7 separate regions of the Homo sapiens genome follow, and regions 2, 3, 4, 5, 6 and 7 are each linked to region 1. The links are chromatin contacts, found by Hi-C in ENCODE. All regions are on one chromosome and are shown on one strand. The core of a region is the stretch at or near the end of the contact, and the rest is flanking DNA. Distances in the headings are between cores, read along the strand shown. Region 1 holds the start of UBP1 (upstream binding protein 1). Region 2 holds the start of RPL14 (ribosomal protein L14). Region 3 holds the start of TOP2B (DNA topoisomerase II beta). Region 4 holds the start of NEK10 (NIMA related kinase 10). Region 5 holds the start of NR1D2 (nuclear receptor subfamily 1 group D member 2). Region 6 holds the start of RPSA (ribosomal protein SA). Region 7 holds the start of EIF1B-AS1 (EIF1B antisense RNA 1).

Region 1 (4,236 bases), core at 452-2,951:
CTAGGTTATGCAAGTGAGGTGAGATCATGGAATGAAGACATATCTGAGACCCCCAATGAGACCAATGTTTCCCTTGACTATCCAATTGTTTGTGCAGATTTATTTGTAATAGTGGAATGGAGCTTCCTGAACTGATGGCCAATCTAATGTTTTCGCCTGGAATCAGAGAAATCTGGATTAGTCAAATAGCCCCGGTTTACCTGCTTACTGTGTGACCTTGCACTGTGTAATCTTTACACATTTTCACCTGAATTACCTCATCTCTAAAGTATGGCTTTATCAAATGAAATGTTTGCAAAAATGTTGTGTAAAGAGAAAAACATTCTCCAAGTTAATTTGTGGTTTTTTTTTTTGGAGACCGAGTGTTGCTCTGTCTTCTCCCGGGTTCAAGCCTTACTCCCGCCTCAGCCTCCTGAGTAGCTGGGATTACATGGGCGCGCCACCACATCCAGCTAATTTTTGTTATTTTTGGTAGAGACGGGGTTTCACCATGTTGGCCGGGATGGTCTCCTGACCTCAACTAATTCACCCGCCTCGGCCTCCCGAAGTGCTGGGATTACAGGCGTGAGCCTGTAAGTTAGTATCTAAATCACACAGGCGTTGAGACTATTTTTTTCTGGCTCAGTGCCACTGCTTTATTAGGCTGACATTTTAATCTATGTATTTTTGCACTTAAACTGGCAAGTTGGGGCGGGGCGCTCAGCATTTGGGTCTTATTCTTAGGCAGTAAGTTCGATGCAGGGCGAAGCCCGGGCCTTGACGTTCTCTTCAGCAAGGATTCCGCCCGTCAAGCGCCAGCAGCCGCTCCTAAGGAACTCTGATCCGCACACTGGCTCTGTAAGTCAGCCTCTGGCTCCTGCTTTCTATTTCATCTCTTCCGGTAAAAAGATTTCTGTCTTTTGGCCGCAGTGGCGCGTGCCCACGCTAGGTCGCTGAGGAAGACCCTTCGGGCCTTCTGAGCAGCGTAGCTGTTACTGTGGCACGTCCTAATGGTTCGGTCCAACTTCAGGAGACCGCCTGCCCTTAGGATGACCAACAGCTAGTTCAACTCAGGATAGCCAAGCTGCTCTCGGCAATGCAACCAATAGGGGAAGTCTTTCCAGAGCTCTTTCTCAGGAGCGTTGATTGGCTTATTCTCACGCCAATCAAGGTTTTCTGCACAACTGGCTTTTCTGTCACCAGATGGGGTGCAAACCGCTCACTCCCTCGGTAGAGAGGGCATAAAGCAGAGACGACCGGGAAATACCACAGAGGAGCAAATCACCTCCGGAAGTGGCGTTTTGGGTCGCTTTCTACCATGCAGTCCAATGAACTCTTTCTTTTGGCAACAAATTCCGTCTTCGAGCCCGCCCAAGGTGAAGAACATTTTGATTGGTTGTTTAGTCGGGGGACACAGAGACTCACGGGAGCTTCGTCCAAGCCCTTGCAGGTATTGCTCAGTTGGCCTGTCAATCATCTCGCTCGCTAGAAGGGGCGGAAACTGGCAGCCCTTTTGGCACCGCCTCTTCCTGGGCTGCTGTGCGGGGACGCAGCGAGGCCACCCCGGCTGGGAACAGCCGCGTGGGCGGGGCCGCATTGCACTCTCTGGACAGTTCCTGGGCCGCGAGGCGCGGGGAGTGGCCCTAAGCGCGGGGCTGTACGGGGAGGGCCGAGGCGTGGGGCGAACGCCGGGGCGGGGTCGGGGCGGGGCCGGGGGAGGCGGAAGCGGCGCGTGAACCTAAGTCGGAGTCGCGTTGAAGCCAGCGTCCGGCCGGCAGAGCGGCGTCGGCGGGGTTGGCCGGGGCGGTGTGGCGCTAGAGCCTGGGCGGGCCGGGGGCAAGGAGTCAAGGCTTGGGGGCGGGTGACGGGCGGGCGGAGGGCTTGCCCCCGTGTGGTCCTCGGAGCGGCCCGAGGTCCAGCCTCCCAGCGGTCCCGGAGGAGGATGCGACCGGGGGGCCCCGGGCGGGGCGGTCGGCGGCGGCTGCAGCGCTAGCGGCGCGGGGGCTGGGCGGCGGCGCCGGCATGAGGCGCAGGGCCGGTGTCCGCGGGAGGGTGGCGCTGCCGGCGGCCCGGCCGCTCCCGCTGCAATTGCTCGCTGGGCTCGTCGTGCCCTGCCAGTGGGGCCCCCGCAGCTCTCGTCCCGGCCGCCGCTGGTGACCACTCGCCGCCCCTCCGGAGGCTTCACCCGCGCCCTCCCCCAGGACGCGCCAGCGGAGCTCCGGCTCCTTCGCCCTGGACGCGGAGGCCGCGGTGTGCGGGGCGACGGCGAGGCCGGAAGATGGCCTGGGTGCTCAAGATGGACGAGGTGATCGAGTCCGGGCTGGTGCACGACTTCGACGCCAGCCTCTCGGGCATCGGGCAGGAACTGGGCGCCGGCGCTTACAGCATGAGGTACTGGGCTCCCTGGGCGGGGAGAAGCCTCTGTCTCCTTGGGGAAGGCCTGCGCAGCCCTGAGTCTCTGCCAGATGCGGCTGCTCCCAGAGGTGCGCGGGCCTCCTGGGCTGCGGGGTCGGAGTCCTGCCGCGTGGCGGTCGGGGGCCATGGAACCCCAAAGGCCTCTGCTCGCCCTGGTGACGGGCGGGTGGGGGAGGATGGCCCCGCAAGCGTCGGCCTCGGACCGCTCCTGAGTGCTTCATATTTGCTGTAAAACACGCCCAGCTATTAGGATGGCTTGGGTTGGTGGGGGAAGGGGCTTCTTTTCCTTATAAGTGATTTACAAGTCCCATTGGAGCTAGAATACACTGTACGAAAAGGCAGCACTTATATTGGGAGAATACTGTCTAGCGTTTTGGGATCAGTTCCTACTTTGTTGTCCTACATTATGATCTTTTCTGGCTGCAGATTTTAATCACTTGATGTTAGTAAATTATAATTGAAAGAGCAGCGGTGGGAGTAGCACTGTGACTTCGTTTTGTTCTTTTGATTGTCTCAAAGTGAAGTTTCTCATTTTGGAGACTACCCTCTCAGGCTGTTTCCTCTTGAGGGTTTTAAGATGCAGTGATTGCACCACAAATAATTGTTTAGTCTCTGCTGTCTGTACCAGCAGTCATTCATTTTAATATGGAGAGATTGAAACAGATCTGAGCTTAGTCTCCGCCCTTTATCCTTTTTAACTGTTAGGAATTTGGAAACTCTGTATTTTTTTAGTGGCTTTATTGAAATATAGTTTACCATAGCGTTGACTTGACTAATAAAGTCTAAAAATCAGTGGTTTGGCAGCTTTTCAATAATGTGAATTAAGTGTAGCTTTCTGTTCTTTAGAAAATGTCTGATGTTTTGGAAGTGCTCTACAGTTTCCCAGTAGCATTCATACATCTTACTGCAGCTCTAGAGGAGGACTTCTGGGTTAAAGCTGGCCTGGAATCTTGGTGGCTGCTCCTTGAAGTAATTGGGTCTTTAAATCTTAAGGAGAAATTCTGAGCCATAAAGAACTCTCAGAAAGGTTGGAGACATTTCTTGGAGTGTGGAAGTGAGTAGTGGAAGGCATATTAAACCTGGAGTTCCCCAGCGTCTGGCTCTGATTTGGTCTCTGTTGGGCTTCCTGAACTTGGCACCTCTTCTCTCTGCAGTTGTATAACTTAAGGCCTGTAGATGAGTTGGCTTATTTTCTAAAACAGCTGTTTCAGTTGTTGAGGAAATTGAGCTACTGAAAGTCATGGAGTCACCCCAGAGGGGAGTATTAGAGGCAGTGCTTCTCTAGTGAAAACGCACTCCTCTAGTGCCATTCTGCTCCTTAGCTCTCTACTGGAAACACGAGGCTTATAGTCAAGGCAAAGGAGGCACGTGAAGCAAGTTCAATATGTGTCTCTCCTCAGTTGCTTCTCTTTTATGGTAAAATGAAAGTTTGCTGCTGAAAAGTTTACTTATTGATAGCTATTTTGAGCTTTTACTTTTTTCTAGGGTTTTATTTGACCTGTACTTTGATTTAGTGATTCAGCCAACTTATTAATGTAATAACTTCTGTGTATGGTTTATTTCCATGAAAAGGAAGTACAATCTTGATGATTTTAAACCTTTCCCTGACCATGTATTTTTAAAGTAATGTGTGAGATCTTTGTAATTCTGTGTAACCTACAGTACTCTTTACAGGGATAATTTTCCCTTGAATTCTTTTTTGGTTGTGTCATTTAATCTAAATTTTCAAAGAAGTTTGAAGGTAATTACCATTTTTAAGAAGGTTTTTTTTTCGTATTTAATTGAGTCCTCAAAAACTAAGAGATGAGAGTGCTTGCCTCTTGCAAATTCAAGGCCCTTTGT
Region 2 (3,994 bases), core at 1,063-3,562, 7.0 Mb before region 1:
ATCTCCTGACCTCGTGATCCACCCGCCTCGGCCTTCCAAAGTGCTGGGATTATAGGCGTGAGCCACCGCGCCCGGCCAACATACAGCAAGTTTTTGACTATTTTTTAAAGCATGCAAAATTACATGTTCCACTGCAACCATCATTGTGGGTTGAATTAACTGTATAGCAACACACTAAAGTGTTTTAATTTTCATGTCAAAAAAGAACTGCTATTCACTGCCTCACTTAAATGTAAGCTAGGGATAAAACCTCTTATATTAAATACTGTGTAACTGACACACACTGAGAGCTTATCTAATGATAGCTAGTAGCAATAAACACAAGACTTAGTATTGTTGTTTACTTTAAGCTAAAAATTTGGCAGAAACCAGAAGAAAAGAAGATGGCAAATCTAAACAAAGGCAAAGCCCTAAACTACCAGGATAGAAAAGTGACCTCAAGGCATTTATTTTATTTATTTATTTTTGAGACAGGGTCTCACTCTGTCATCCAGGCTGGAGTGCAGTGGCATGATCACGGCTCTCTGCAGCCTCGACCTCGCTAAAACGATCCTCCCAACTCAGCACCCCCAAGGCCCCCCTACCTGGGATTACAGGCGCGTGCCACCATGCCCAACGAATTTTTTTTTTATTTTTTGTAGAGATGGGGGTTTTCGCCATGTTGCCCATGCTGGTCTTGAAACTTGGGCTCAAGAGACCCTCCCACCGTGGCCTCCCAAAGTACTGGGATTACAGGCATGAGCTATCACGCGCAGGCAAGACATTTTAAAAGTAAATAATCCCTGTCTACTTCTATGATGCAAATCCCTCTTCAGGATGGCTCTGAATCTTCCGTATTGTTTACTCCAAAACAAACTTTTACTAGCATAAACAAATCTGGGGATGGGAGGGAGGAGTGATTAGTGGACAGTTACCTGTGCGGAAACTTGAGGATGAAATCAGTGAGCTGCATGCACTTGAAAGGCATGGCCTGTCTCCTCACTTGAGTGCAAGGTCCATCGACCAAAGCCTAGAACACAAACATCAAGAACTTCAGTGCAAAATCTAACAGCAATTAAAATGGTCAGATGGTTCTGTAACATTACTTATCCGTTCAGGGCCATCAAACCCACACTACTATTTTAATAAATTGCTCAGAAAAGACAAGGATTGTCCTATCTGGGTTATATATATGTATGTCTTTTGCTCAACACAAACATTTCTCCACATCATTAAATGCTCCTTCTTAAACTATATAGTACCCCATAGAAACCAACCACATGTAATTTACAGGCAACTTTAGGACTCTGATCCCTGCTGATTTATAGTCAGTGGTCAACTCCTTAGTTTGCTTGTTTCAAATACACAGCAGTAAATACAAAAGTGCTTTCTACGTGCTGGATCTGTTCTAAACTCACTTTACGTATAGTAACTCATTTAAAACTAACCAACGTTTCAGCCTATAACTGGCTCTAGCTTAAGTGGCTAATACTGAAATTCAATACTAATAGCTAACTTCAGGCTGTGCTTAAAACCCGTACCATTACCTGTTTCCTCAATGGTAAAATAAAGCGACTACCCATAGCATCCTCATCTTACACAGCCATCGAGACAATTCATTATTGCCATCTGCAGGGCACATGTCCACTGCCATGTTTAGTAAAAAGTTGTGACACTTACCCTGTTCTGATCAATAACATCTACAATCGCGACCAATTTTCCGGCATGAGGTCCAAAGGAGACATAGGCCACCCGGCCAACCTCCACGAAGCGCCTGAACACCTAAAATTGGAGGAGAAAGGACAGTGAAACTTACTTAGAAATACTCGCTACATATGTCACCTTCTGCAGCTAAAGACAACATGGTTAAATTCAGCGAAAAAGAATGCTGCAGGGAACAAACGCCCGAGAGCCAGGCGCCAACCTGGATGGACGAAATCAGCAAACGCCTCAGTAGCTTAAGCCCGGTTCCCAACGCCCGCCAGCTCCCAGGTCCGCAAGGCCCACACGGCAGGACAAGGCTCTCGGACCACGAGCCGCATCAGCCATCCAGCTCCAGCGGCGGAGGCGCGCACGCGTGGCCCAAGGCGCGCCAGGCCTGCCGGGCCCTCCACGCGCTCGCCAGCGGCGAGTCCGGGAAGGGCGCGAGTCCGGGAAGGGCCCGATTCCGCTGCACAGCCGGCCCGGGGACCCTCACCATGCGCTTCCCGGGACCCTCTGGGAGCCGTTTGGCGCCTCAGCTTCCCAGCGGAGGTGGAGGTCGAGCGGCATGGTCGACGGCCCCGGAGCCCGCAACAGTAAGACTCACCATGTTGGCGGCGTTAGGCGAGAAGGAAGAAGACCCGCCCAACCCTGCGCATGTGTAGAAGAACGCACCGCCCCTGCGGTAACGAGTCACCGACGTGAGCACCGATTGGTTGGTGCGTGCGTGCGTGCGTGCGTACGCACGCGCTCGCAAGCTCACTGGGAAAACATGGCGGAGTCGGCTGGCGTTAAGTTGCTTTTTGGCAAAGTTGGGCGGCGAGATTGTTTTTGGTGATTTGGATTAGAAAGCTGCAGGAGGGTCATCGCTTAGTAATTTAGGGTTAAGAGTACAGAAGCTATGTCTTCCGTTGGTCGCATGCCATTTGAGTTCCTTTTTATTTCCTCGAGTTTTATTTGTTGGTTATTCATGGCTAGGTCTGTTCGCTCCTCACGTTCTCTCCTAATCTCAGTAACTTTGTTAACCTTTCATTTTCAAGTAATTCACAGTTACAGAAATATTGCTAAACTAGTACAAATAATTCCCACAAACCCTTCTAGATTCCACAAATGTTAACGTTTTGCATGTGCTATATCATTTGAAAGGAAATTGCCGACATGATGTCCTTCTATCGCTACATTTTTTTTTTTTTAAAGACGGAGTCTCGGTCTGTTGCCCAGGTTGGAGTGCAGTGGCGGGGGCTTGGCTCACCGCAACCTCCGCCTCCCGGGTTCAAGTGATTCTCCAGCCTCAGCCTCCCAAGTAGCCGGGACTACAGGCGCGCGCCACCATGGCCGGCTAATTTTTTTGCATTTTTAGTAGAGACAGGGTTTCACTATGTTGGCCAGGCTGGTCTCGAACTCCTGACCTCGTGATCTGCCTCCCTCAGCTTCCTAAAGTGCTGGGATTACAGGCGTGAGCCGCCGTGCCTGGCGTTACATTCTTTTATAGAGACAGGGTCTCCCTCAGTCGCTCAGGCTGGAGTGCAGTGGCGCGATCATGGTTCCCTGCAGCCTCTAACTTCTGAGTGAAGACGATCCTCTCGTCTCGGCCTTCCAAAGTGTTGGGATTACCGGCGTGAGCCACCATGCCCAGCCTATCTATACGTTCTTAAAATGTGTATTTCCTAACAACAGAGAGATTCTCTTATGTCATCAGTACACTTATCAAAATCAGGAAATTGATATTGCAATAGTACTATTATCTAACCTTCAGTCCTTATTCAAATTTATAAGTTGTTGCTCCTATGTTCCTTGGAGCAAATGGGAAAAAAAATTGTTTTTCCAGGCTCTTGATCTAATGGAGGATTACAAATTGCAATTATTTATCAGGTCTCTAGTCTTTAACTGATAGTTTTAGATTTAACTGTTAAATTTGTAACATGGGTTTGTTGGAGTTTTCCTCATTGGATTCAGATAGTGAATTTTTGGTAGAAATGCTATGTCCTTGGTGCATCACATCAGAATACATTCTCTCTCTCTTCACTCTCTCTCTCTCTATATATATACGCACACACAAACACTTTTTTTTTTCTTTCTTTTTTTGAGATGGACTCTCCCTCTGTCACCCAGGCTGGAGTGCAGTGGTGCGATCTCGGCTCACTGCCACCTCTGCCTCCCAGGTTCAAGCAGTTCTCTGCCTCCCGGGTTCAAGCAGTTCTCTGCCTCATCCTCCCAAGTACCTGGGATTACAGGTGCCTGCCACCACGCCCGGCTAATTTTTGTGTTTTAAGTAGAGACAGGGTTTCACCATTTTGGCCAGGCTAGTCTTGAA
Region 3 (3,775 bases), core at 1,276-3,775, 7.8 Mb after region 1:
GTCTGCCTCCCCAGTAGCTGGAATTATAGGCACAGGTCACCACGCCTGGCTAATTTTTGTATTTTTAGTAGAGAAGGGGTTTCATGATGTTCGTCAGGCTGGTCTTGAACTCCTGACCTCAGGTGATCCACCCCTAATTGAAAATTACTTCACATTACCCCAGAAGAGAAAGCTATGCTCAAGTTGCGTACAATCAATTTTATCATAAAGATATGCTAAGTCTGCTGCACAGTTAAAAAGGACAATTCTTTAGAAGCTGAGATACTTTTAATCTAGATTCCGTCTTCCACTCATCACAAATCTCTGCTTTAAAAATGTTGATTTTCATGTATATTCAGCAATTCTTATTTGCAATTCTTCTGGGTAAGTCAGTATTTTCTTAAAACTAGTAACACTTATTAAAAGGCTTTTTCATACTGAGAAGACAAAAGGACTCAATGCCTCACATATGAGGCAAGTGAAAAGAACATTATTTTTATTAATCTATTTGAGTTTTGAATATATTGTTTTATTCATTTCAAAATCTGAACCTAGGCTGGGTGCGGTGGCTCATGCCTGTAATCCCAGCATTTTGGGAGGCCAAGATGGGCGGCTCACTTGAGGTCAGGAGTTCGAGACCAGGGTGGCCAACATGGTGAAAACCCCGTCTCTAGTAAAAGTAAAAAAAATTAGCCAGGCATGGTGGCCGGTGCCTGTAATCCCAGCTACCTGGGAGGCTGAGGCAGGAGAATTGCTTGAACCTGGGAGGTGGAGGGTGCAGTGAGCCGAGATCATGCCACTGTACTCCAGCCTGGGTGACAGAGCAAGACTCTGTCTCTAAAAACAACAACAAAAACGGAAGATAAAGAGCTTTGACAACTTAAGTTTAAAAAAGGAGACAGCTATGTATTTTATAGCTTAGCTTCTACCTAGTACATCTTCATAAAAAAAACTCATTGCCTTTAAAATTACCCCTTTTCAAACAAAATACATGTGTACTTGGAGATGCAAACTCACAGTAAGAACACAAGATCATTTTAACAAGCACTAAACTGAGGCTCAGGGAAGTTAAATAACAAGGCTATGGATACTTGGTCAGGTTCAGAAAAGTTTGCACCCCAAGTTCAAGGTAAAGAAAGGCTTCACTGTTCTGAAGTCCCTAGTATGGCAAAGTTACATGGCCATCAGAGAGCTAATTAAAAAAACTATGTTTAAATTATTTCCATGTTTCAGAGTTCTCCACCTCTAGACTCAGAATGCAGTTTAAAGATGTGACCTGAGACATTTTTGTTTTCCCTTGAGAGGAAATGCACAGTTGGAAGTTCACAAAAACACCTCTTCAAAAAACAGTAATACTGTTTTCATCTTTATAAAAAGCTTTCATCACAACTCTTTGGTGGCACTTCATGCCTTCAAGTACTCATTTTGGTGATCGTTGGCTCCCTTTTAGTCTGTCTCACAAGCCAGGTTATAAATGGTTTGAAATCAGGGGCCTTGTTTTTACTTTGAACCCATCGCAGAGCCTGGCACAGCGTGGCAGAGTGTGCGCCCAATAAATACTTGAGTGGAATTACACTGAAAAACAGGAAGAAGTAAAGCCATCTTCCATCTGCCAAAGACTGTGATGTTGCTGTATTGGTAATTTTCATTCTTAGAAAGCTTTAATGTGAATGAAATTATTCCTTACTGTGCATTTGAAAATTCCACTGAAAACAGTTTTAAAAATTAAGCATGCCCTCTTAGAGGCAGGGGGCACAGTTCTGGACAGATGAGAAAAGTGACAGTGACATCTCTGCATTGTTCAGAGAAGAAAGGTCAACAAAGAGTAGAAATAGAACACTCAACCCACCCTGCATTCTTTCCCTAGAACATTCTCTGTGTGTCCCTTATCATTTAAGCTTTTCATATGTAGTTTTCTTGAAACTGACCATATGCTCTTTTGGGGTGAGGGGAGGAGACGGAAGAAGGAGATGGAGAAGGTCTGAGATGATTTTTTTCGACAGCAGCGTCCACTTAGGCCCTTGGGGAGGCCGGGTCACGGGGCCTCCTTGCACCAGTGGTCTACAACGTCTTGCCTGCGGTTTACAACCGCTCTTTTAAAATAATTTCCCTTTGGGACGGCCCCCGGCTTCTTCCTGCCACCCCCATCCCCACCCCGCCCCCATCCTCATCCTTAGAGGCCCCAGGCAAACGCTTCGGATTCCCGGTTAGGTCTCAGAGTAAACAGCACGCTTGGAGGATTACAATCGACCCGAGGCCAATTCGACCCTTTCCCTTTGCCGCCCTCAATTGACCCTTGAAGCAGCCCCTGCTCTCCCTTCAAATGGAAAACCCACAGACACACACACAAACAAAAACCCCAAGTCTTCCTTTCGGTTGCTACCCGCAATGACGTTTCCCCCCTCGGGTCCCGCCCCTCCAGGGGGCTTGGAATTTTGGGATTGGCCGAGAGGCTGTGGCGACAAGGCCCGGATTGGACAGCATGGCGCTGACTGACAGCGGGGGCGGCCGCCGCGCCCTCCCTCTCTCCCCGGTGTGCAAATGTGTGTGTGCGGTGTTATGCCGGACAAGAGGGAGGTGACCGTGGCGGCGGCGGCGGCGGCTCTGTTTATTGTCCCTCTCGGTGTGTGTGTGTGAGGAAATCGGGGCTGCAGCGAGGCTAAGGCTGCCTTTGAAGCAGCGGCGGCGACCGGGACGACTACTCTGGCGACTCGAGTGGCTGGCCTTCGCGGAGTGTGAGAAGGACAAGGCACCTCTGCGTCCTCGCCACGTCCGAGCGCCTCGGGCTCCCCGGCCGCCCTCGCGGCTCGCACGCCCGGGCTTCAGCCCGGCCTGCAGCGGCGCCCGCGGGCGGGCGAGAAGGCAACGCCGCCGCTCGGCCGCCGCCGGTCGCTCCCTGCTTTCTCCTCAGCCGCCGCGCTAGGCCCGGGCGACGCGGACGCCGCGCCTCGAGTTTGAGGGCAGCCGGCGGCGCGGCCTCCTCAGCGGGCTCGGCTGGACGTCCGCTCCGGATCTTCGCGATGGGGCGCGGGGGTCGGCGCGGCTAGGAGTGCGGCGAGTGGAGCGGTGGGTGCGGAGCGGCGGGGCCCAGCGGCCCGCAGGGAGGCGGGAGCGGCGGCTGCGGCCTCAGGGCCTGTGAGCTGGAGGCACTCGCCATGGCCAAGTCGGGTGGCTGCGGCGCGGGAGCCGGCGTGGGCGGCGGCAACGGGGCACTGACCTGGGTGGTAAGTGGCTGGTCCCCGGGACGGGCGGCTGCATTGTTCCGGGCCCGCGGCGGGGGCGGAATTCCGAACGGGCGGGGGAGGGGAAAGGGAGGGAAATCCCGTCCCCCGAACGGGCGCTCCATAGGGGCCTGTGCTTGCAGAATCCTCCAGCCCGCTCCCCGCGCCTTTTCTTTCTTTCTTTCTCTGTACGTCTCTGGAAGTCCTGACTGCCAGAGCGTAATGTGTACTTGAAACTTTGGGGGGACAAAACCGCGAACGTAACATACAGCCCCCGCTTCCTCTCTTTTCTTTTTAACCAGACTCTTCCGGGGCAGCCGAACCTGAAATGGTGGGGATGGCGATAATGCAAGTGTGTCTGTGTGGGGCAGCATTTTCTCCAAATGTAGTTCAAGAAAACCCTGGGAAAAGGGGTGTGTGTGTGTGTGTATTCTAAATGCAGCTCTTTCTGGGGCTTTAATCTCAAAGAAGAATGCATTGGGATTTCTACAGCAACTTGCACTTCAATTTGGAAAGCCTCATTCAATGCGCTCAATTGAGAGCGCATTGGGGATGACTTTCACAGCAGTTAATAC
Region 4 (3,820 bases), core at 305-2,804, 6.1 Mb after region 1:
GAGTGCAGTGGCATGATCTTGGCTCACTGCACCTCTGCTTCCTGGGTTCAAGTAATTCTTGTGCCTCAGCCTCCTGAGTAGTAGGGACTAGCATGTGCCACCATGCCCGGCTGATTTTTCTGTTTTTAGTAGAAACAGGGTTTGGCCATGATGGCCAGGCTGGTCTCGAACTCCTAACCTCAAGTGGTCCTCCTGCCTCGGCCTCCCAAAGTGCTAGGATTACAGGTGTGAGCCACCAAGCCAGGCCGACTGCTTAACATTTAGAATGTATGTACAGAATACTTTTTCTACTCAGCATCGGTCTTCCTGCCCCGTCACCTTGTTTTGTTTTATTGGTAACATTAATCCTGATTGTTTTAGATCTCTGAAGTTTAATTAGTTCTGCTATACTCACCAGAGTTTGGCTTTCATCTCGCCTTTCTGCATTTCCAAAATAGGACCGTCTTCATTTTAAAAAATGCTTTCAATTACCCAAGCTTAAGTATTGTTAATCCAATGGGCCTACTTACTATCCACACCAGAAAAACGTTAGGGTTCACTGTATTCATTTAAAATCCAGTTTGGGAAGATGTAACCACCAGACACACACACGAGCGTTTAGTGATACCAAGATGAGGTTGAACAGGGCCCAGTACTCGAAGAAATCGTCGAAGGAGCATCATCGTGGTTAAGACCAGACTCGAAGTAGGTTTTACCCTGACTCCATCACTAGCTCTGCCATACTGGACTACTTAGGAAACTTCTTGTGCCTCCATTTTATAACTAAGTGAAATAAGGAAAGAATTTGAAATCGTGCCCGGCACAAAATTAAGCACTTAATAGATTGGCATTTTTCATTTATTTAAAGTTACAGAATGTCAGGTATATTTTTAAAGCGTTATCTAATGCAGTTCAGAAATTTTAAAGAAGCTCCAGACTTTCACAAAAGGTGAAGTGACTTGCCCAAAGCCACAAAACGAACTGGCGATAGTTATACTATACAGGTTTCTTGAATCCCAGGTCACTCTTTTTGTGAAAAATACGGTGCTGTGGCACCTTATTCTCATTGCCTGTGGCTTGAGTAACTGAAGACGTTTTCATGCCATATGAAAGGTATTTAGCATGCTGCATTGATTCCTTATCAGATTAAATCTTTGCTTTTAAAGAGAATTGATTTTTAGCCCATAGCAATTCTTGAAAGTAAACACTCCAAGATGAAGCTGCCCTTTCCCATCAAAGGTTAGACACCCTAAATCCAGAAAAATCTTCAACGTGTAGGAGACCTGTTCACAGGTAGCTCTAGGTTCCGGTGAAGTGGCTGCAGCACAGCCTTCAGCATCACTTGCTGCCTCTTCTGCTTGCAAGCTTGGTGGTGGATCTAGCGCGTCTCTGGTTGCTACGGCGATTCCCCGGCAGGCGTCATCCGTCGCTATGGCGTTCTGCACTGCGCAGCATGGCTGCTCCCGATTGGCTGAGGCGCCCCAGGTGGCGGAGGAAGAATTGTCGGCATTGGCCTGGCCAGCGCTGGTTGGTGGCCTGGAGGAGGATTTGATTGGAAAACCAACGGTGCAGCTGGCCGCGGTGTCCCTGAGGTTGAGGGGACCGGGAATAGGCTGGGGGGAGGACGGGACGGGCTGAGACTGGACGGGACCCCCGGTCTGCAGCAGCAGGTGACAGCAGCAGGGACAATGATAAGGAGATTGGCCTGAAGGAGGGACCGTCCCTCCCGCGCGGTGAGTAGGCGGGAGCCGGTGCTCGGCTGTGCCGGCGAGCAGCTTGAGTCAGGGTCTCCGGGGAGACGTCCTCAGGTCCCTGTGGAGCGGCCCCGAAGCCTCGGGAGCCAGCTTCACTAGACAAGAGGCAGAGGTAGAGAATGCGGCTGTGGTGGGTAAGTGAGTCACTGCGTGAGGCAGTCTTTTCAAAGCAGGTGGGTTTGTGTTGGACGGATGGATGGTGGGAAAGCGCCATCAACGATGCTTCTTGGCGCTTCCATTTTGATAACGGAATTATTCTGGTTAAATGGAGCCTGAATGTGTCTCTTCCAATCTGCTCCGACGCCTCTGGAGGTTCATTCTTCATCTCTATGAGCGTCGCTTTTCTGCCTTCTCCTTACAGGATGCTGCTTTGACTTTGCCCCTCTGCTTTTCTGCCCTACTTCGGTGAGCCCTTCCACTTCCTCGCCTCAGGCACCATCTATCTGACGATGATTAGAAAGTCTCCAACTGGAACCTAGCCTGCTCTACTAACTGTCAGACCCCAAAATCCAGCTGCCAAGTTAACGCCACACATGTGCAACCCTGAACGCCATCTTCCCCATGTCTGCTGCTGCTCTTGGATTCCCTATTTTGGGCATCACTATCCATTCAGCTTTCAAAAACTACACTCTAGACGACATCCATGACACTTACTGCTGCTTCCTCTGCATCTCTATCAATTATCAAGACTATCCCTTCTTAATAGGTGTTGAATCAATTCCCACATTACCATCTCTATTTTTACTGTCTCAATTTCCACCATCGGTTGGTTAAATTCAACACCCATCTGGCTTCTCCGATTCTAGTCTGGCCCTATCTATCCAATCCACTTTTTTCCCCACCATTGTTGAACTGATATATATATATGTGTATATATATATATATGGAGTCCTTCTAAAAAAGACTCCTTTTTTAGAAGGAGTCTTGCTGTGCTGCCAGGCTGGAGTGCAGTGGAGCGATCTCAGCTCACTGCAGCCTCCGCCTTCCGGGTTCAACCAATTCTCATGCCTCAGCCTCCAGAGAGCTGGGATTACAGGCGCGAGCCACTACGCCTGGCTAATTTTTGTATTTTTAGTAGAGAAGGGGTTTCACCATGTTGGTCAGGCTGGTCTCGAACTCCTGATCTCAGGTGATCCACCCGCCTCAGCCTCCCAAAGTGCTGGAATTACAGGCGTGAGCCACCGTGCCCGGCTAAACTGATCTTTTTAAAACGCACATAAGGGCATTTCCCTTCCCTACTTAAAGTCCTGCAATGATTCCCCATTACCCTAATCCAATCTTTAGTTAGGCCTTCTATCAGCAGTTCCATCTTGATTGTTCCCAGAATATGTCACATTCTCTCCTGTGTGTAATTATCTCACCTGTTGCTCACACTGCCTGGAATGGACTTTCCTTTTTGCACCCCCACACTCCTGCTCTCACTCCCCAATCATTTTCTGTATGTTGCTTGATTACTGTTTCTTTCTCTGGACTGCCTCTGTGACGGCAGAGACCATCTTTGTCTCAGTCACTATTGTTATATATATCCAGCATTTAGCCCAGTGCAAGACATCGTAACAGGTGTTCAACAAATACTTGTTAACTGACTGAATCTCTAAAATGAGAAGTTACTGTTTGCCATGGTATCTTTATTTCTTCCAGAAAAGTCAGAAATGGCCAATGAAGCTTTTGCTTATAAAAGGTAAATATTGAAAAAATGTTATAAAAGGTACAGGTTTTACTTTAATTTCAAGACCCTTAGTAATTGGAAACTACTTCAATTCACAGTTTATAGTTCAAGCCATAATCATTATCACGGTAGCTGTTATTATATGACATAAGCTTAAAATGGTAAAGAGAGAGACAGTACAGCATGGTGTGCAAGAGCTAAGCTTTGGAGTCATACATACATGGGTTTGAATCCTAGCTCTAGCATTTTAATTGTGTAACACATAACAAATTACTTAGCCTCTAGTCAGATTCTTTATCTGCACAATGGGGGTATAATAGCACCTAGCTCATAGGATTCTTTTAAAGATTATATGTACATAATTCATACCAAAGGTATAGTGCTTTATATATAGTAAGCTTTCACGTTTAAAAATGAA
Region 5 (4,165 bases), core at 1,073-3,572, 9.5 Mb after region 1:
TTACTGTGAGTCAGCAAAGCAACATGCCAAAAATACTAAGCCTGCCAGGGAATTCATTTGCAACAGGATTCAAGACAAAGAGGGCAACTTGGAACTTGATAATCATCCAACCACTTCCACAAGAGCCTGTTCACTTCTGGGTGCTCCATCCCAAACGGCAACAAGGATGATGAGTGATCAGAAAAAACAATGCTGGGCAAGGACAAAGAGATGAGAACTGTAAATGGAAGAACTGAAGGGGGAAGGGGATGGTCAACATTCATCCGGAGGAATTTTTATAATGTGCCTTGCTCCACGAGGCAAGATTTAGATCAGCGAAGTATTGGAAGAGGGCTCAAACCAGAGAAAAACTTCCTAATTGAGCCAGCCCTTATGAGGTTACTAAAGCTATTAGAATTCATGCTAAAGGGTGGGTTAGAAGAGGTTCACCCTGATCACCTCTGAATTCTAACATGTAGAAGTTTAATTCTATGATAAACTCATAAAATTTTAAAAATACCCTCAAAGGCTAAGTAGGCCGATTAGGTAATCAAAACACAATTAGATCCAGATTTTTGTGAGACAACAGGTTAAAAAAAATAAGTAAATTCTAAAAATACGTAAATAAAATTAGAAAGTGACTTTATTTTTACTTTTGGTGAAAAGTTCACAATACATTTGTTATCGAGGCAAGATTCTTAGAGGCGCATTGCAACTCAAAAAATAAAACAAAAGCTGGCTGTTTCCATAACCTCACTCACTTCAGATCTACCTCATCATTTGGGGCAGACAAAAGGAGGGAAGGGCACCCTGTTGTTCCGTTGCAATGTAACAAAATGTGACAAGAAAAATATTTATAAAGCCAAATTCTCTTGATCAGATTCAGGAAAAGTCAGCGACCCACAGGTTAATTTTTTTTTAATTTAAATGAAGAATGTCCAGTCTTACATATGGTGTTGGAGTCACCTATGATCACCTGAGTCATCCTGACCATACGTGAGCTGCACGCTCAGCTGCGGGTGTGACCCGTTTACTGGAAAACTCCAGCCCGAAGGGATCTGGAAGCAGTTTTTAAGACTGTGTGTGTATGAGACAGGTCGCGTCCTAGAGCAAACGGTTTTTTTTGTAAACAGACGGCATCCTAACAGGGGCGGTGCTACCCAGTCTGCGGGGAGTCGCTCGGGATCGAAGCACCTCAGAGCTCCTTCGAGCGTATCCCTTCGGGAAAGCCCCACGCCTTCCCCGAGGCGCCTCCTCCGGCCTGCAGCACGCCCTCGTCCTGCACTTCCTCCTCGGAATCTGCAAGGTATGCAGCTACCAGCCTCCCCAGGCGCCGGTTCGTTTGGTTTGCGCGGGGTCCGCGCCTTGGGGTCACCTCGCGAAAAGAGCGTGCGGCGTCCGGTGCACTGCGGTGTCAGCGCCCGCTTCGGGGACGCCCCGCCGCGGGGGCTCAGCGGGCGCGCACGCGCGGCCTCCTCCGCAGTGTGCAACCCCGCGGGGGAGGAGGGAATCGCGGCGACGTCACTGCCCCGAGGCTTCCAAAGGGGCGGAGCCTCCCGGGAGGCTGCGGCGCTCCCAGCCAGCGCGCGCGCGCGCGCCCCCGCCCCCACGTGTCCCTGCGGCCCCGGGGAATGTGGGTCAGGGAGCCGAGCGGCCTCACGTGTCCCCGCCCGCCGCCGCCGCCTCAGCGCCCATTATGTAATGCCGCGTCACGCGCCCGCCCAGCCAACCGGCGCCCGCGCGCCGCCGAACGTAAACACAGCGCGCACGTGGCTCGCGCGGCCGGGCCATGTGAGGGGGGGGCCGGGCCGGGCGCCGGCAGGCCGCGCTGCGGCTTTGCAGGGAGACAAGAGGGCGGGCGCCGGGCGGCCCGGGGGGCGATGGGAACCGAGCCAGAGGCGGACACGCGGCGCGCAGCAGCCCACCCCGCCCCACCGGCCATGGGGACACCCCCTGCCGCCGCCCCCCAAAGTGCCCCGCGGGCTCTGAGCGCTCCCTCCGGCCATCCCCCACCCGCCGCAGTCCGGTTCTTACCTGCATTCACCTCCATGGTGCCCTCGCGGAGGCGGCCGGGGCCGCCCGCTTCCCGCAGAGGGGGCAGCGCCGCCGCCGCCGCCTCAGCGCCGCGCCGCCCCGGGCTGGAAGCAGCGGTGGTCGCGGGGCCCCCTCATGGGCAGAGCGGGCGGGGCTCCCGGGCCCCAGGCCGTGCAGCGCACAGCAGGCTGCAGCGAGAGAGGGTGGCGGCGGCCGGCGAGCGGCGCTCCTCGCTGGGTCCCTGACAACAAAAGCGGCGGCGCGGCGGCTTCCTGCAGCCAGCGCACCGCGGCGGCGAGGGCGGCTGACGGGGAGGGCAGCCGCGACCATGTGACCCGCGCACACACCCCCTCCCTCCGCCCGCCCTCGGCCGGCCGCTGCGGCGACCTCCGCCCCGCCGCTCCCCTCCCTCCCGCCCGCTTCCCGGCTCCCCGGCTACCCTTTTCTCCTGCGCTTCCCCCTTCTCCCCTTCCTTCTCCTTGCCGAGCCCCTCCTCTTCCTTCGTTTTTCCCCTCCGTGCCGTAAACCTCTTCTCCGTTTCCCTCCGCCGCATATTCCTCCCCTCCTCCTCCTCTTTCCTCTCCTCCCGGCTGCCTTTCCCGCCTCTGGCCGGGAGTCCTCTCCACGCCCTGCCCCCCAACCTGGTGGCTCTTAGGTCAAAGCGGTGGCTTGGCGCCGAGCAAGGGTGATTCTCAGGACCCCGGCTGGGCCGGCTGGTTCGGGCTTGCTCAACCCTTGCGCCCCCCACCCCCACCCCCCGCTCCCACCCGACCGACCTCCAAACGCTGGTCTCTGAGGGCACAGACCCTTCCCTTTCCCTCTGCACCCTCTAGGTGATTTTATCCAATCTCATAGCTTAAGTAGACCTATGTTCTTGTGATTCCCAGATTTATATTTCAAGCCAAGACCTCTCTTCTAATCTCCAGATTCCTACATCCAGCAGCCCGTTTGATTATGCCGCTTTTTTGCATCTCAGATTTTAGACGGGTGTACGCGTGTGTCCGAACTCAGCTAATGTGCAGTCAAGATCTGGGCGTTTCACCTTGAATGTAAATTTTAGATCAAAAGAAAAAAGCTAGACATAAATTGTATGCGTGCTGAGGTGAATTCTGAGGAAAGTGCATTGATGCCCGCAATTTAAACGCATTACTGAAGTAAGATGGGCTGATAGAGGCATGAATAGATGATATGGTAAGATGTTAAACTTAGGCGATGGGGATATGGGTGTTGCTTGTAAAACTCTTTCCAGTTTGCTCTGAAATTCTTCACTATAGAAGGTGGGGAAAATGTCACGTGGAAGACATATTTACATGTGCAACACCCTATTTCCCCACCCCCCAGGTTTCTTCACCATATCAATATTTACTGTTTTGGTAAATCTGCAAGTTCCTGAAGCCAGCAAAATTATGTTTCTCTCCTAACACTCTCACAGCCTTTTATTCTCCATTCAATCCATTAGCAAGTCTGAGCTATTCTACCTTCAAAATATGTTCAATCCCTGTTTCTCACCGTTGGTATTGCTAGAGCAAACCATTATCTCTTGCCTCAGCTACTGCTCTGGTTCCCTAACTAGGAGAGTGCTTCTTGGGTCCTCCTACAGTCACTTCTCCCCAGCAGTCAAAGTATTATTTTTAAAATGTAAATAAGATCTGATTACTCTGCTGAAAACCCTCCAATGGCTTCGTGTTACACTTTGAAAAAATTCAACGACTTAACCTGACCTGCTTCGCCCTGCACAGATGTGGGTCCTGCTTCTCTTTCCAAGGCTGTCTTGATACCCAAACCCTTCTAAACACAGTTCCCTAATCACGGTAGCCCTCTATTCTTCCCTACTTCTGGAATTTATCACCCTCATGTGATGCTGATGGAAGAGTTCCCCAGGCCACGCTTTGTAGCTTGCTTGCTTTTTCATGTATCAACTACCATCTACTTCTACACAGGTAAAATGAGGTTAATATGAACAGTCTAGAAGGCAGAAAAGAAATCATAAAAGAGGATACCACTCTAAAAAGGCTGTGTACTGTATGATTCCAACTATACGACATTCTAGAAAAGGCAAAACTGGGCTGGGCGCGGGGGCTGACGCCTGTAATCCCAGCACTTTGGGAGGCCAAGGCGGGTGGATCACCTGAGGTCAGGAGTTCAAGACCAG
Region 6 (4,156 bases), core at 362-2,861, 6.0 Mb before region 1:
TTGGTTCTTAATAATCCACTTCCTGGCTTTCTGCCACTCTTTCCCTTTTATAATCTGCACTGATGCAAGATTCATCCTAAAACTCCTTTACAGCATGTCACTCCCAAGTCCTTGGTAGCTTTATCTCTAAAATAAGTAAGTGCCTTAGCCAACTTAATGCCTTCCATCCTCTGGTTCTTCCAAACCATATTGTTCATTCCCACCTCTTACCCCACTTTCCACTCAAAATTCAGTTCAATAGCCTGTGTAAGTACCTATGAAGTTGAAGGCACTATGCGAGCTATTAGAAACTCAGCCAATGAACTTTCTCATGTTCATGACCCAACCCAAGTCCCGTAACTCAGACAACTGACATATTCCTCCCCTGGAGCAGAAATCTTTTCTCTCAATAACAAGAACATTTATTTAAAGTATGTTTTCAACGTAGGGGTCTGGCTTCATTTAAGGAAGATAGAAAGAAATTACCCAGAACTAACCACGAGAATAGCAAGCTCAAAATTTGTACTTACAGCTGGAGTAACAAAAAATTAAAGCAATGACTAACCATCACTTTTCCTTTTATAGATGTACTGTTCCATCTGGAAGTCAAGATTGGTGCCACCTAAGTGGGTTCCTGCTGCAAGGAACTTAAGGACATCCTCCTCCTTCATTTGCAGGACATCAAGGGCTCCGGACATTGTGAAAATTTCCCTTTAAGTTACGACGGGAATCTGAAATAAGAGAGCAACCTATTTCTTTTCATTCCATTGAGTTAAGTAGGGCACACCCTTAAAAGCAACCAAAAACTCCATCTGCTATAGTGTCAGGCATTGAGCTTACAGTGTAGTGAAGGGTAAACAGAAAGTTAACCCATACATGTCGTGTATTACGGAACAGCGCACATCTTACTGAGGAAATAGTGTGGACGGCAGAGTAACCGAGTAATAAAACTACACGAAATTAGCGAATGGAAATTCAACACTTCTCAAGATAGGAATTAAGGAAAAGTTGTGGATGCGCCAAGTTAACAACTAGATACAAAAGAGCAGCCATGTTTGGAATATGCAAACTAAAGGCAAAAAAGGCATGAATTGTTTTCAGACATTTTCAAGCAGATTGTAGGCGGATGCTTTGGAATTACTTCGCTGTGCTGTCACCACTTGTTTGTCTAAAAACCCGAGAACCTTAACTCCTGACCCGCACGGCGCGAAGGGAAAACCCGACCAGCCCAAGTAGCTGGTGTAAATCAGCGCCTGGGCCTAGACTCACCGCCGTGTGGGACTCCGAAGGGATAGCAACACAGGATGTTAGCCCGCTTTCTGCACTCCCGCCCACCCGCGGCCTGGTCCGAACCCCAGCTCGGAGCCTCCGCTGGAGGGCGGCCTCCACCCGCTCCCGGGGCACTCTGGGAACCCGCCAGCCCGAGCCTGGCCACGTGCGGGCCGCAGGCCTAAGGTGGGGCGCGCCGGGCGGGAGACAGATCCAGTCTGACCGGCTTTCATCACTAGTCTTCTCACCCTTCATTTGAGCAGGAAAAGCTCATTTTTCTAGCCCTGGAAGGCGCCAGGGACGCTACACGGAACTCACCCAGAACAACGCCGTATGGACCCCTCTGCAGGTAGCACGGAAAAGACAGGCGGCAGGAAATGACGTCCTTATGTACTCCGTTGTCAGCCAATGGCAAAGAAAGTCGAGCGGAAGAAGGGCGGAGCCGGAGAAGAACGCTGCCGGGACTGGGCTTTTTCTTCAGGAAGGCGGGCTTGCGCCGCAGGAGCGGGCCTCTGGGCTGTAGCCGGTAGCGGCATCCTGGTCGGATCTGGGGCGCTTGTGACTTTGGGGTTTCTAGTGCCACAGCGACGCCCTGTGCATAATTCCTGTCCAGAGCGCGGAACTCAAGTTAGTCAGCCAGGCGGGGCGTTCTTACCCAGCCCTTGTACCTGCGAATATGAGCGGCTTTCTAGCCTAAGCTGCCATTTTGTTACCTGAAAAGTAGGAAGGTTTGTTCGACACAACAAATTGTTAGGTAAACAAAAACTTGAAGATTTATTTTATTTTATTTTCCTGGAGAACAGTTTAACAGGACGTAATTCAGATTTAAATGTTCACTTAAGGGAAGTTTTCTCTGAAAAAGTTAAAAAAGATAAGATTGAACTGATCGTATGCGTTATGTCTATCTCATGTATCTATCCATCTATCACCTGGGGGAAGTTTCCCTGAAAAAGTTAAAAAGGACAAGATTGAACAGATGGTATGGATTATATCTATCTTTTTTTTTTTTTTTTTTTTGGTAGAAGAAAAATTTTGCAATATCCATCAGTAGGAGATAAGTTTGCCGGGCGCGGTGGCTTGTGCCTGTAATCCCAGCACTTTGGGAGGCCGAGGTGGGTGGATTGCCTGAGCTCAGAAGTTCAAGACTAGCCTGGGAAACATGGGGAGACCCCCATCTCCACAAAAAATACAAAAATTAACCAATCATGATGGTGCGTCCCTGTAGTCTCAGCTACTCAGGAGGCTGAGGCAGGAGGATAGCTTGAGCCTAGAGGTCAAGTCTGCAGTGAATGTGATTGCACCGCTGCACTCCAGCCTGGGCAATAGAGCGAAATTCTGTCTCCAAAAAACAAACAAAAAAATAGGAGTTAATTGAAGGGGCGCGGTGGCTGTAATCCCAGCACTTTCGGAGGCTGACGCGGGCGGATCCCTTGAGGCCAGGAGTTCAAGAGACCAGCCTGGCCAACATGGCGAAACCCGGTATCTACTAAAAATTCAAAAATTAGCCAGGCATGCCTGTAATCCCAGCTACTGGGGAGGCTGAGGCGGGAGAATTGCTTGAACCCAGGAGGCAGAGGTTGTAGTGAGTGGAGATTGCGCCACTTGCACTCCAGCCTGGGCGACAGAGTAAGACTCCGTCAAAAAAAAAAAAAGTGCAGGTTCCTCTCTGGGGCCTGCTGAGTCAATCTGATTTCTGAGCCCACCCTAAAATGAACTCGTAGACCCTTATGGCCACTCTTCCAAAGGACAGCACATCCAGGTTCTCCTGCAAGTGGCTCTGCAGCTCCACTGAAGCCAGTATGATTTTCTGAGGAGCTTGGAAACCCTTGGACCCTAGCACAGGTCACCCCCAGGCTGCTCTGCTTCATCACCCACCAAGGCTGAAGCACCTGGGGCTTGAGGGACAAATTCAGAGAAGTCACAGCCCCTTGCGGCAAATGCAAATGCCTCCCGCTTCTACGCTTTGTTATGGGAAGAGGAGGCATTCAGTTTGTTGGCAGAAACTCAGGCCACAAGCCTCCTCAGAGGCCCCTGAGTCCCAAAACAATGCCCTGCCCCCTGCACCCAAATGTACTCCTGCTTAACCCTTCACGTGTGGATTGGGATTGCTGAGTAGTGAGTGCAGCTCTGCAGGGTTCCTCCAGGGGCCTCAGCCTTGGCATTAGGATCACCTGGGCAGCTTTTAAAATCTTACACCTGGGCTGAATATATCAGAATCTCTGAGTGAGACCCAAGCATCAGTAGCTTTTAAAGCTCTTGTAGGGGCTTCCCCTCCACCCTCTGAGTGTTCACTGCTAAAATGAACTGACAATAGACAAATTAACAGGAGAAGAAACATACACTTTTTTTTTTTGAGACGGAGTTTTGCTCTTGTTGCCCAGGCTGGAGTGCAGTGGCTCAATCTCGGCTCAACGAAACCTCCACCTCTCGGGTTCAAGCAATTCTCCTGCCTCAGCCTCTCGAGTAGCTGGGATTATAGGCATGCGCCACCACACCCGGCTAATTTTGTATTTTTAGTAGAAATGGGGTTGCTCCATGTTGGTCAGGCTGGACTTGAACTCCTGACCTCAGGTTATCTGCCCACCTCGGCCTCCCAAAGTGCTGGGATTACAGGCGTGAGCCACCACACCAGGCCAAACATACACATTTATTAATGTGCTTATGCACAGGAGCCACACGAAATATAAGACTCAAAGAAGGGCCAGATGGCTGAAGCTTAAATAGCATCTACTTCACAGGGAAGGGAGATGGGATGGTAAACAATTTAGAGGGCTAGTAAGTGATTTTTGGAAGGATAGGAATGAGTTCAAAGAACAGAAAATTTGCCTGAGACAAAGTTCCTGTGAGCTCTGGGGGAAACAGCAGCAAAGGGTAAGGGGAGGAACTTCACTGTGACCAAAGGTTGCCT
Region 7 (4,052 bases), core at 910-3,409, 6.9 Mb before region 1:
TTGTCTGTGGCATGCACTGCTGATAGCCAACAATTCAACACGTATTTGAATACTTTACATGCCAAGAAATAGCCTGTGTGTGTATATAAAGAAATGATCAGAATACTCTAATGACAAAATAAACCAGATAAAGGTCTTTGCTTTCCAAATAACTACCATGTCTTTATTTCACCTAATTTCCTTCATTCGTATGATTTTTTACTTAGTAGAAAACAAATCATGTTGCCTTTAAATACAATTTTAAAAGCAATCTCAAGGTTACACATAAAGCACCCAATCACTCACCTCCAAGAGAAACTGGCAGATGTTTTTTCTTTGGTCACCTTGAAGCTGAATAACCTCTCCGTATTCAGGATGTTCAATCACAGTACCATTACAGGCAAATTTCTGGAAAAGTGCATAAATATACAACAAAATTTAGTCAACTACTATGAGGTTTTATTTCACCGTATGAACAGAATTAGCCATTTCAGTAAGCTAGATCATATTTAGAGAAACAGATTTTGTCTCCTATAATCCACAATCCTTCCAAATTAATTTGTAAACCAGGAAATGATTTTATGTGTAACATCAAGAACTAAATATTTCACATTTAAATTTATTTAAAAGCAACGCGAATCTTCTTTTAAAATGAGAGACCACACTGGGAGAATAACTAAATATTTACATGTTAATTACAAAAATGAGAACAACTTTCTTGGTCTAGTTATTTTCATCCACGCCGATATAAAGGTGTGAATCATAATCCAGTTCAGAGGTGTGCATCAGTAACTCTAATCCTTTCTTCCTAATCCCTTTACCTTTTTGAAAGCTTTCACAAGTTTCTTTTTGTCATAATCATCTGCAATGCCCTGAACAGTAGTCAGTGTCTTTCTGCCGTTCCGTTGCTGGATTCTTATATGAATGTAATCCTCAGTCCCTGCCGGGAGTAAGTCGTCACCCTTAGTTGCATCAGCAAAGGGGTCTGCGAATGGATAAAAAAAAAAAAAAAATCCAAAGTAGAAAAATATTTTTTAAGAAGTACTTTCCAGAAATACATTATACTACCAATCCAGACAGTCATCAATGAAGGTTCTAGTGCCTTTGCTGTTTTTGCCGGTAGGAATGGAGATGGGGGTGGAGTATTAATAAAACCCCCAAGATACTCTCACAAAAAGAGAAACATTTGAACAGCTATGTCCATTGTAGAAAAACGCTGTTATAGATAAATAATGTTATCGTTCAATATGGTCCTCTAATGAGAAAAAGATTTAGAAAACCTTAATATTGTAGCCGCTATAAAAATGTGCGTCATCTCGATTACATTCTGATGAAAACATAAACATTCGAATACGCCCACCTTAATCATTTAACCGTAACTGTGCCTTGCCAAAAAAAAAGTAGATTACATATATATCAAGAGGCGTAATTTAACAAATTGCTACGCAAGCAGAGAAGACTGAACCACTGGCCAGTGACAGATCAGAGGCTTGCATCCGCATCTTTCCCTAAGTGCCCCCAGGAGCTGCCAGAGAACGGGCGCCGATCCCTGGTTTCCCTGGCCCGGCATACCCTTTGCAAGTAGCAGGGCCGATCTAGGAGTCCACGAAATAGGATCGCCAAGGTTTCAAGGGGCAGAAGCGGAGGCGAGAGCCGGGTCAAGGACGGGGCAGGGGGTGGCGCAGGGCCCGCGGCCGGGGCTCCGAGAGGAGGGCTCGGAGTCCGGCGCTGTCCTCGGGGAAGGGGTCGCCAGGGGCCCCGTCGCCATTTTCTGGGCGCCGAGACAAAGCCCCACTAGGGGTGCGGGAAGGGCAGAAAGGGGGCCCCTAGGGGCGGTGGCCAGGCGGGCAAAAGGCCGAGATGCGCGCCGGGCAAGGGAGGGAGGCGGCGGCGACGGGATCTTACCGAAAGATTGGAGGTTCTGGATAGTGGACATGCGATACTAGTGTGAGGCCGGTGAGGGGATAAAATTCCTGCGGGGCCCGCCCGGATCACCTTGTCAGGAGGCTGTAGTGGCGAGAAAACGGAAATAAATAAGAAAACGCTTCGCCCTGGGGTTGGGATTAGGCTGGAGTGGCGGCGGCGGAAGCCGGGAGGAGGCAGGAAGAGGCGAAGGAGGAGGCGGAGGAAGAGGCGAGGGCGCGAGAGAAGAGGCGGCGCTGCGGCTTCTCGCACAAAATGGCCGATGGAGACTATTTAGCCGCGCCCGCGGCCCCTCCCACGTGACCGTCCCGCGCCGAGCATCCTGGGACTTGTAGTTTTCTGGAGGCAGCAGAGCCCGGAAAGCCTGAGGCCGGGGGCGGCCGAGACCGCAATTCCCGTCACGGAGTGCGTCCTCTAGCGCGGGGCGGAAGACCCGCGAAGTGTTCAAGCGGCCGCAGAGCGGCCCAGAGTTCGCAGGTCTGGGGCTCTCTTCCCAGAGAGCTCGTAGGGGAGGACAGTCAAGGGACTCAAGCGTCTCTCTTGACTCCCCTTCTCTCGCTGTGCAGTGGCGGCGCCGAGGGGTCGACGCTCAGGGCTAATCTCTATGAGTCACCCTCGAGGCCCCGGGTAATGTAAGTAAAATCGGGGTGCAGGAACAAAACAAGTCCCCTTGCTCCGGCTTTCAACTCATTGGCCCCCGCTCAGCAACTACCTGCATTGAAATTCCAACCCCAGTTGCAGGAGCGGTGTTAGTCTCAACCAATACTGGAGATGGGAGCCTCTCTTTCCAGGATTGGACGGACCTCCGATTCCCTAGCACGGTGGATCTCAGACTAAAGCGTGTGTCTCTGGAGGGCTTGAGAAAACACTGATAGACCCCAGAGTTTCTGTTTCAGGAAGTCTAGGGTGTGACCTGAAAATCTGCAATTCTCATAAGCTCCTTGGTGATGCTGATCCTGCCTGCTGGTCTGGGATCAGGCTTGAGAATCACTGCCCAGCTTAATCCTGGGCCTGGCATCGAGTGGGGGCCAGGTGTGTATGAACAGAAGATACCAGAAAATCAGCTTGTCAGCTCATTTTGTGTGCCTCAGAAGGCCCAACAGAGAATTCAGGAAAGATGCCAGGTATAAGCTGAAGGTGAGCTCAGCAAATAGGTTAATTGATGGAGTCATGTACCAGACCGTAATATCTTCCTATCAGGTCACGCACAGAAAAATAAACCCGAGACTTTGGGAATTGGCTCACTCAGGCAGGTGTGTTCAATTGTCAAACTTGGTTGGCTTTCTGGAAGCAAAGAGATAGACTAAAATTTAGGGATTCTTAACTTTTTTGTGTGTGCCATGGCAATCCTGTGAAGCTGCTGAATCCCTTCTCAGAATAATGAGAAGTTAAGTTTTAAGTTCACAAAGTACATAGGATTACAAAGGAAACCAATTATATTGAAATTTAAAAAATACATTAATAACGTGTATTTCTTTATTAATACACTAATAAGATCTAGCAAGATTAGGTCTAATACTATAATTTCAAAAAGCTGATAAATGTAAGAGATATTTTGTGATGTCCGTAACATCAGAAATTTAATATGAAAGTATGTGTAACTTCTGTTGGTGCGAAGTGACAGGTCCTTCTATCACTATGATGTTGCCTTTATTCATAATGGAAAGAAATGGTAAATTTTGCTTAGAGGTTAATGAAAATGCAGATATAATCTTTCCCCATCCAATTTTAGGGATCTCCACCCCTGCAGTTTTATCCATGAGCCAAGGATCTGCAGACCGCAGGTTAAGAATACCTGGATTTGACAATCTTTTGTAATTAACAATGATGATAAGTGCCATTTATTTAGTACTTACTGTTTGCCTGTTACAAAGCTTATATATAACATTATTAATCTTCATAGCTATTTTATAAGGTAAGCATTACTCTATGCACCAGGTGTGGAAATGAAGGCTTTTGTAGGTTAATGCCTGAAAAAAAAATCAAATTCTTAACTCTCAGAAATCTAACCACATTTGTGGTCTTCCAGCTCTGGTTCAAATGGAAAACACTCTTCGTATCCCAAATTGAGGTGTAAAGTTTAGAGCTGGCTCCAAAACAAGGAGCATCAAAATATCTAAATAAGTGTGCTTTAAAGTAATTTTATTAGT

Evidence for each region. Hi-C counts contacts between places; a loop is a spot of excess contacts on that map. Pooled maps may share reads with other maps.
Region 2: a loop to region 1 is called in a map of CD8-positive, alpha-beta T cell, with 25 times the contacts of the local background. The contact joins the promoter of RPL14 here to the promoter of UBP1 in region 1. A Hi-C loop is called at or near these places in 1 of 168 maps with a recorded cell type or tissue (CD8-positive, alpha-beta T cell) and 7 of 50 pooled maps.
Region 3: a pooled map shows a loop between it and region 1 (13-fold over the local background). The contact joins the promoter of TOP2B here to the promoter of UBP1 in region 1. A Hi-C loop is called at or near these places in 7 of 50 pooled maps.
Region 4: a pooled map shows a loop between it and region 1 (6-fold over the local background). The contact joins the promoter of NEK10 here to the promoter of UBP1 in region 1. A Hi-C loop is called at or near these places in 3 of 50 pooled maps.
Region 5: a pooled map shows a loop between it and region 1 (9-fold over the local background). The contact joins the promoter of NR1D2 here to the promoter of UBP1 in region 1. A Hi-C loop is called at or near these places in 2 of 50 pooled maps.
Region 6: a loop to region 1 is called in a map of naive thymus-derived CD4-positive, alpha-beta T cell, with 16 times the contacts of the local background. The contact joins the promoter of RPSA here to the promoter of UBP1 in region 1. A Hi-C loop is called at or near these places in 1 of 168 maps with a recorded cell type or tissue (naive thymus-derived CD4-positive, alpha-beta T cell), 1 of 37 single-sample maps with no recorded cell type and 11 of 50 pooled maps.
Region 7: a pooled map shows a loop between it and region 1 (36-fold over the local background). The contact joins the promoter of EIF1B-AS1 here to the promoter of UBP1 in region 1. A Hi-C loop is called at or near these places in 5 of 50 pooled maps.

The regions. Positions count from the first base shown.
Region 1 is chr3:33,437,870-33,442,105 of GRCh38, reverse strand. UBP1 (upstream binding protein 1) reads left to right here and starts at 1,701. Exons shown (of 16, transcript NM_014517.5): 1 at 1,701-2,370. The coding sequence starts at 2,258. RefSeq lists enhancers at 723-1,012, 1,223-1,412, 1,744-2,243 and silencers at 1,563-1,722, 1,783-1,892, 1,943-2,262, 2,493-2,542, 2,462-2,696 and 1 more.
Region 2 is chr3:40,455,657-40,459,650 of GRCh38, reverse strand. RPL14 (ribosomal protein L14) reads right to left here and starts at 2,312. Exons shown (of 6, transcript NM_001034996.3): 1 at 2,177-2,312; 2 at 1,660-1,761; 3 at 915-1,009. The coding sequence starts at 2,179. RefSeq lists silencers at 519-813, 2,027-2,076 and an enhancer at 2,219-2,513.
Region 3 is chr3:25,663,657-25,667,431 of GRCh38, reverse strand. It overlaps TOP2B (DNA topoisomerase II beta), which reads left to right and starts at 2,525. Exons shown (of 36, transcript NM_001330700.2): 1 at 2,525-3,203. The coding sequence starts at 3,135. MIR4442 (microRNA 4442) reads left to right here and starts at 2,493; the gene lies at 2,493-2,559. RefSeq lists enhancers at 2,225-2,788, 3,746-3,775 and silencers at 2,956-3,315, 3,270-3,458.
Region 4 is chr3:27,367,117-27,370,936 of GRCh38, reverse strand. It overlaps NEK10 (NIMA related kinase 10), which reads left to right and starts at 1,554. Exons shown (of 36, transcript NM_001394966.1): 1 at 1,554-1,712. RefSeq lists an enhancer at 1,796-2,296.
Region 5 is chr3:23,943,443-23,947,607 of GRCh38, reverse strand. NR1D2 (nuclear receptor subfamily 1 group D member 2) reads right to left here and starts at 2,322. Exons shown (of 8, transcript NM_005126.5): 1 at 2,014-2,322. The coding sequence starts at 2,029. LOC124909354 (a long non-coding RNA gene) reads left to right here and starts at 2,428. Exons shown (of 2, transcript XR_007095845.1): 1 at 2,428-3,953. It also overlaps a transcript of NKIRAS1 not described here. RefSeq lists silencers at 1,231-1,772, 1,269-2,458.
Region 6 is chr3:39,404,175-39,408,330 of GRCh38, reverse strand. RPSA (ribosomal protein SA) reads right to left here and starts at 1,611. Exons shown (of 7, transcript NM_002295.6): 1 at 1,567-1,611; 2 at 545-710. The coding sequence starts at 677. RefSeq lists a silencer at 1,228-1,407 and enhancers at 1,578-1,717, 1,099-1,890, 3,476-4,156.
Region 7 is chr3:40,307,805-40,311,856 of GRCh38, reverse strand. EIF1B-AS1 (EIF1B antisense RNA 1) reads left to right here and starts at 2,159. Exons shown (of 3, transcript NR_033965.1): 1 at 2,159-2,534. It overlaps EIF1B (eukaryotic translation initiation factor 1B), which reads right to left and starts at 2,150. Exons shown (of 4, transcript NM_005875.3): 1 at 1,885-2,150; 2 at 801-964; 3 at 286-387. The coding sequence starts at 1,915. LOC124906228 (a long non-coding RNA gene) reads left to right here and starts at 3,046. Exons shown (of 2, transcript XR_007095876.1): 1 at 3,046-4,052. RefSeq lists a silencer at 1,740-1,789 and an enhancer at 2,060-2,419.